2 separate regions of the Homo sapiens genome follow, and region 2 is linked to region 1. Evidence: read pairs that join two places in POLR2A ChIA-PET (ENCODE). Cell type or tissue: PC-9. All regions are shown on one strand. Links, peaks and the distances in the headings refer to the core of each region. The heading gives the core; the rest is flanking DNA.

Evidence for each region. ChIA-PET counts read pairs that join two places held together with the same protein. Peaks named below come from ENCODE experiments on the same cell type or tissue, not always from the same donor. Only the 100,000 strongest peaks of a DNase experiment are listed, where the experiment ranks them.
Region 2: POLR2A ChIA-PET joins it to region 1 with 5 read pairs; 1 of 35 experiments calls an interaction of 5 or more read pairs at or near these places.

Annotation. Positions count from the first base shown.
Region 1 is chr7:94,331,147-94,334,069 of GRCh38, reverse strand. The region is part of intron 1 of LOC112267858 (a long non-coding RNA gene); the gene reads left to right. All of the region lies in intron 2 of LOC107986821 (a long non-coding RNA gene), which reads right to left. Among named protein-coding and RNA genes, the nearest start is that of COL1A2-AS1, 60 kb to the left of the region's middle. In PC-9, for the core only: no CTCF peak of the experiment used is centred there; a DNase peak (open chromatin) is centred at 1,309.
Region 2 is chr7:95,490,705-95,493,627 of GRCh38, reverse strand. The region is part of intron 1 of ASB4 (ankyrin repeat and SOCS box containing 4); the gene reads right to left. Among named protein-coding and RNA genes, the nearest start is that of ASB4, 6.2 kb to the right of the region's middle. In PC-9, for the core only: no CTCF peak of the experiment used is centred there; a DNase peak (open chromatin) is centred at 1,437; H3K27ac peaks cover 366 bases.

The DNA of each region.
Region 1 (2,923 bases), core at 213-2,712:
TGGTTCCTCTGGTTCAGAGTCTCTCACAGTATAGCAATCAAAGTGTTGCCTAGGGCTCTAGCCACTTCAAGGCTTTACCTGGGGAAGATCCATTTCCAGAGTTACTCATGTGGTTGTTGGCACACTCATGATAGCTCTTGGCTGGTGACATCCATTTCTTGCATGTGGGCTTCTCCATAGGGGTACTCACAACATAATCATTTGCTTCCCCTAGATTAAGGGCTCTGAGAAAGAGGGACTGTTGTCAAAGAAGATGGAAGTCACATTTTTTGTAACCTAATCTTGGGAGTGATATCCCATCACTTTTCCTGTATACTGTTCATTAGACTCCTGTCACTAAATCCAGCCCACGGTTGAGGAGAGGGGATAACACAAGGGCATGAGTATCAGTAGGTGGGAAATCACTCCCACTGGGAGCTATTATAGAACCTCCTACAATACTAATTTATTAATTAATAAGCAAATATTTATTAAAGACATGCAAGAAAAGCTTTGCTCTATGAACTAAGGTTTTAGATGGGTCCCAAATGCAAAAACAAAGAGTATATAATGTGTTGTATTTCTCAAAATGTGATTTACAATCTATCTAAGAAGAAACATTTATACTTTAAAAATATCCTACAATAACATCAGTATATACTAAGTGTTCAGACAATTATGAAGGCAGGAAAAACTCACCGTGGAGACAATTTAAGAACTATATTCAATCTAAGAGAGAGGCATGCTCCCATCTGACACAGCTGCTACAGAGTGAGACATTAAAGGCTGACTATTGGGGACATACTTGGAACCAAACAGGAACCAAACCAAATAGCTTTACTCCTTTCTAAAATATTTCAGGATCCTCTCAGAGCCTCATTCCAACAATTCACCTCCATTCTATCCTCCCTCTATGCCACCCCCATACAAATTACGGGGTGCAAAGGAGAGAAAAGTTGAGGGAAAGAGGATTTGTAATTCTAATGATGTGATTTTTTTCTAATTTTGTTTCGGGAACTTTCTGTGGGAATTTGCTGTGGAGCTCCTCCTATTTGTAACTGGAAAGTAAATGATGATTAGAATGATTTTTTTTTCTTTGTGCATATGTGTTTTAGAACCCTGTCCAGGGCCAGCTTTTCATTTTATCAATGAGGAAAACAAGGTCCTGAAAAGTTCAATGACTTACTCAAGTTCACATGAACTGAGAAGAGGGCAGGGATTCGCCATCTTCCAAACCACTGCTCTTTCCGTGACATCTTACTGCCTTCTACCTAATGTGCAAACACCATGGACTCCACCTGGATTTCTCATACATCATATCAGATTTCACCACAAGTCCAGTGACAAAGATTGTCCTTACATCATACTTGAGGAGCTCAGTCAGTTTTGAAGGTGATTCTTTTATTTGCTCATACCAAGTAGTATTAGTTCAGTTTTTTTGATAGCACTATACACACTAAATACCATGTATTTCAAGATTTAGGCCTTTCTTTCCAATGGAATACTCAATTTAAAAAATTAAATACATTTTAATAATGTATGCTTGCCACTGTAGAAGGAAGGGAGCACTAGAATTACATGAAATTGAAATGCAATTTGAATTTGAGTTTCAAAAAAGATTGGTTTACACTTCACAATAACAGAAGTTTACAAAAACATTCTATTGTGTAACACTTAAAGTGGTTGTTTATTTCTGATGTTGTATATACTAAAATGGCACTCCAGGCAAAAATAAAACCCCAAACTTTTTAATTGGAGATTTAAGTAATAGAGTCTTTATTAAACCTATATTTTAAGTTTATGTTTATATATGAATTTAAAACAGTAAATCTCTTATCTCAATTCTTGAACTTCTTGTGCATTTTCCAGATGTCCTCCAGACATGGAGAGGAAATGAAATCGCATCACCTCTTAACTATTCCTTTATCCTCTCTGCACTTTCTTTTTATCCTCCTTAATTTTAGGAATTTATAGTGCTAGCCTGAACTTTCATAAACTGTAATATTCCTGTAGAAAGCGATAACAGCCATGTTAGATGCTGTGATTTTTTTAATAAAAGCGATACAGCATCTTTCCTTAGCAGAAATCTCAAACCAAAAATTAAAATATGGTTAAGCATTACAGATCATGTTGATATCTGTGTCATTACTTTGTGAAGACTAAATCTGTTTAGAAGAATAATGGTGGGTTCTATTTTGCTGTGACAGAGTGATCTCTGGTGATACTGTCAAGTGAAACTGGTAACTTGAAATTAAATAAAGATTTGTGGCTGTAGTTGTACTGACTTATGAAACAACAAAACCTTTCATGAGCACCTATTAAGTCCCAGGGAAGATTGTAAGCATTTCCACAACCTTTACTGTATGGTATATTTCCAAAGGCATTATATTATTACACATTCGGACTCTTCTGTAAGATATGATTGTCTTTACAGAAAGAAGAGGAAATCAGAAAGATAACATGACTTACTAATGATCACACAGTCACTGGGATTGGATCTTAGATTTTCTAAGTCCATGGCTGGCACTTTGCAACTTAAATACTTTTGGGTAAGGAATGGGGTGTCTGTATGCAAGAAATGCACCAAAAGCACTCGCTGACACACAAGTGAATACAAACACAGCTCGGACAAAGTGAAGTGTTCCTTCCGTGCTCCAGTTCTTCTCGGCCATTTGTTGTCTCTTCATCTCACTCTACTTTTCTATATTTGTGAGTTTGGCTATCTTTTTCTCCATAGATTGGATTCTCCTTTATTTGTTTTTCTGCCTGATGAAATTCTAAGCATTGTTTATGTTCCATCTCAGATATAATTAATTCATTTGGTAGTCTTTTGATTTGTATTGACTGTTTCCCTTCTTAGCCTTGGCCTCTCAAAACAATGCTATTTATACATGACTTTGGATGCTTTATCATATGGATATGTGTGAGAATGGCTCATGTTCAT
Region 2 (2,923 bases), core at 93-2,592, 1.2 Mb before region 1:
CTTGGCAACTTCTAAATTTAGTATCCTGTGCATGTATTGCTTTTTAACAAAAATAAATAAAATCAAAATAAGCTATTGTCTCTCTGTCCAGAGGGGAAAAAATAATTTAATTTAAAGAAGCTATTTACAAGGTTGTGCACAGTGATTAATCCCACAGGAATGAATGAACTCAACCCAAAGTTTGTCTGTCTTTCTGTAATGTATCCTCCAACCTAGCTATACACACACACACACATACACACACACACACACACACACACACACACTTTCATCTCTTTTTTACTCCATTCAGAATTCTAGAGCCATCTTGCTTTCTCTCTCTCCCACCTTTCCCTTTATCCAAATCTCCTCTTTAAAAAGAAATCCAGTTATTTCACATTAAGGTCTAATGGACTGAGGATTGTTTAAAGTATGATCACTCTGAGGATTATCTGAATTTATAGAAGAATCTATATTCAGCTAATAGAATTAAATTCTAATATATTACTTTGAGATTCCAGACACTGGGAAGAGATGGTGTTGGATTATATGGACTTTCCATGGCAGAACTAAGTAGTGTCATAGACAGTCTGGGCTGGGGAGCATCAACTCCACGCCTCGTGTGTATGTGTGTGCAAATTGATATGCACACACAATGTATGTACATATAGATTCATTTATACATTTCTATTGAGTTATGTACATTGAATCTCTGTTCCGAGCAGAGTTCCTAAGCTGTATGTCATGCAGCTTGCTTTTGATGATGAACGAATCACATTAACTTCAATACTTAATCAGTCATTTTAATACTCAAATTTCCTCAAAAAGCAACTGGCAAAAACAGTCTTTCCTAACTGCCTAAGAAGTTGGTTCCAGGTCTGAAAACCAGGATGTGTTTTGCCTGCTGATTAACAGCAAAAATTAGGCAGCTCTCTGTGACAACTGATTGGAAATTTGCGCCTGCTTCTGCAATGGGAAGAAAAATGATCCCAGAAAGGAAGCAGCAGAGAGCTGATTAAGAAAACACCATTTTGATGTAAAATCAAAGAAACACAGAATGTTAGCGCTGGAGGGAAGATTATCCAGTCCAAGCCTTTCATTTTCCAGATGAGAAAACTGCCACTTTTTCAGCCTGCTAGAGCCATGAGTTGCCTGCCTCAATCCAAACTCATGGACTCAGAATACCCGCAATGCAGTTTTCATCTGTCTTTGTCTTTGTGGAAGCAGAATAGAATTACCTCCAAGCCTGCTTCACAAATCACAAGGAAAGGAAGAAGATCCTCAATTCATCTGTAATATTTCACATCTCTGATATGGAAATGCATTTGCTAGTTGAATTTTTTTCCTCCTCCTAACTTCCAGGTAGCACCTAAAGACTCTATCCTGTTCGTGTATTATGTGAGTCAGTCATCCTTGGCCTCTCAGTCAGTTTCTTCTGCATCTCCTGTAATCATAAACATTATCTGGTCAATCAGGCTCACAGACTACAAGGTCCTGGAATTCAGCCAACTCCCAGAATGGAGTTGTGGTTACAACTCACCTCTCCTAAGATAGGAATGTGTGTAGGTAGGTGGTAACAAGACACCTTAGCTGCTGCCTCTGGGGAGCTGAAGTGGAGAAATGGCAAGAGGACAGTTTGCAGGCTATAGCTTAGGGTATACTGAAGTGTATCTGGAAGCTGTGTTGCAAAACTTTGGTGGTAATGTGGGGCTAGGGATTTTTGAATAATTCAGCCCTGAGCATATCAGGAAAGTCTGCTGCTTTGAGCAGAGAAAAGAGCAGCCCCTGGCAAAAGGGCCATCAGCGTACAATCATCACTTTAAAATGAGGCTGGGCCTACAGGTCACTGTGTAGCAAGTGTGGAAGTAAATACACTTACTGTCATGGAGGACCAAACCCCAGGTAAAGCTATCTTCAAAAACTACAGATGAGGCTGTGCCTATTCACAATCTTCTGCTGATGCTGATATGTCAAGAGATCAGAATTTGTCCCCCAAAATATAACCACCAATGACCACAGCATGCTAGAAACACAATTAACTGATGAGGCAGATTCATTTTTTACACACTCCCTTCTTCCCACAGCAAAATTTTTCCAGGGCTTCGAAACCTAGAATGTGATTTATTCCTAGTATTTGTCTTTCAAAAGCCCCCCTCTGCTCACCTCTGCAGACTTCAGGCTGCCCTTTTACTATGTGTTTAGACTTCACAAAGGACAGAGGTGAGGGAGAACCGGGGAACCAAGCCCATGGGAGCTAGGGGTGGGAGGTGAAGCAGCGGCTGCCTCCCTCTAATGTAAACCACTCACACGCTACCCCATGTCTAGAGTCTGTGTGCAGTGACAGCTCCTTGCAGAAGAGTTCTGTTTGAATAAGAAGCTCCACTAAGAAGAAAAGAAAAATAGAGATTATTTCCCCTGTGTACAAAACCCACAGGAACTCCCAAATACAGGCCATGCCCATGTGGCTTTGACCATGATACATAATCTGTTTACATAGTTTCACCTTCATAATGTGATTAATTATCTGCATGCCAGAATCTGAACTTAGAGAGGGTCTTGTCAAAGCTTCCATTTTACAAATGAAGATAATTAGTCTGGAAGAGGTTAAGTAGTATAAAGTGTCCATGTTCATATAACAAGTACCCACAGAATCAACTCTAACTCTCAAACTCCATTGCCCCCAAATCTTTAAATAGCCGTCTATGATCCGAAGGCTACATGCAGTTTACCTCCAAACTGATATCACTTGTAGCTAAAAGTTCTAAAGGAATTTGAGAAGTTTTATCCCTGAAAAGAAAATATGCAGACTAATCGTGTGTGTGTGCACGCGTGCGCGTGTGTGTTTAATTTAAATCTGAAACCAAAGAGATATGCCCCAATAGCTGGGTAGAAAGCTGCCTAGAAATATAGCAAGGAGCAAAGTGTTTGGGCCTTCTTTTGGAAG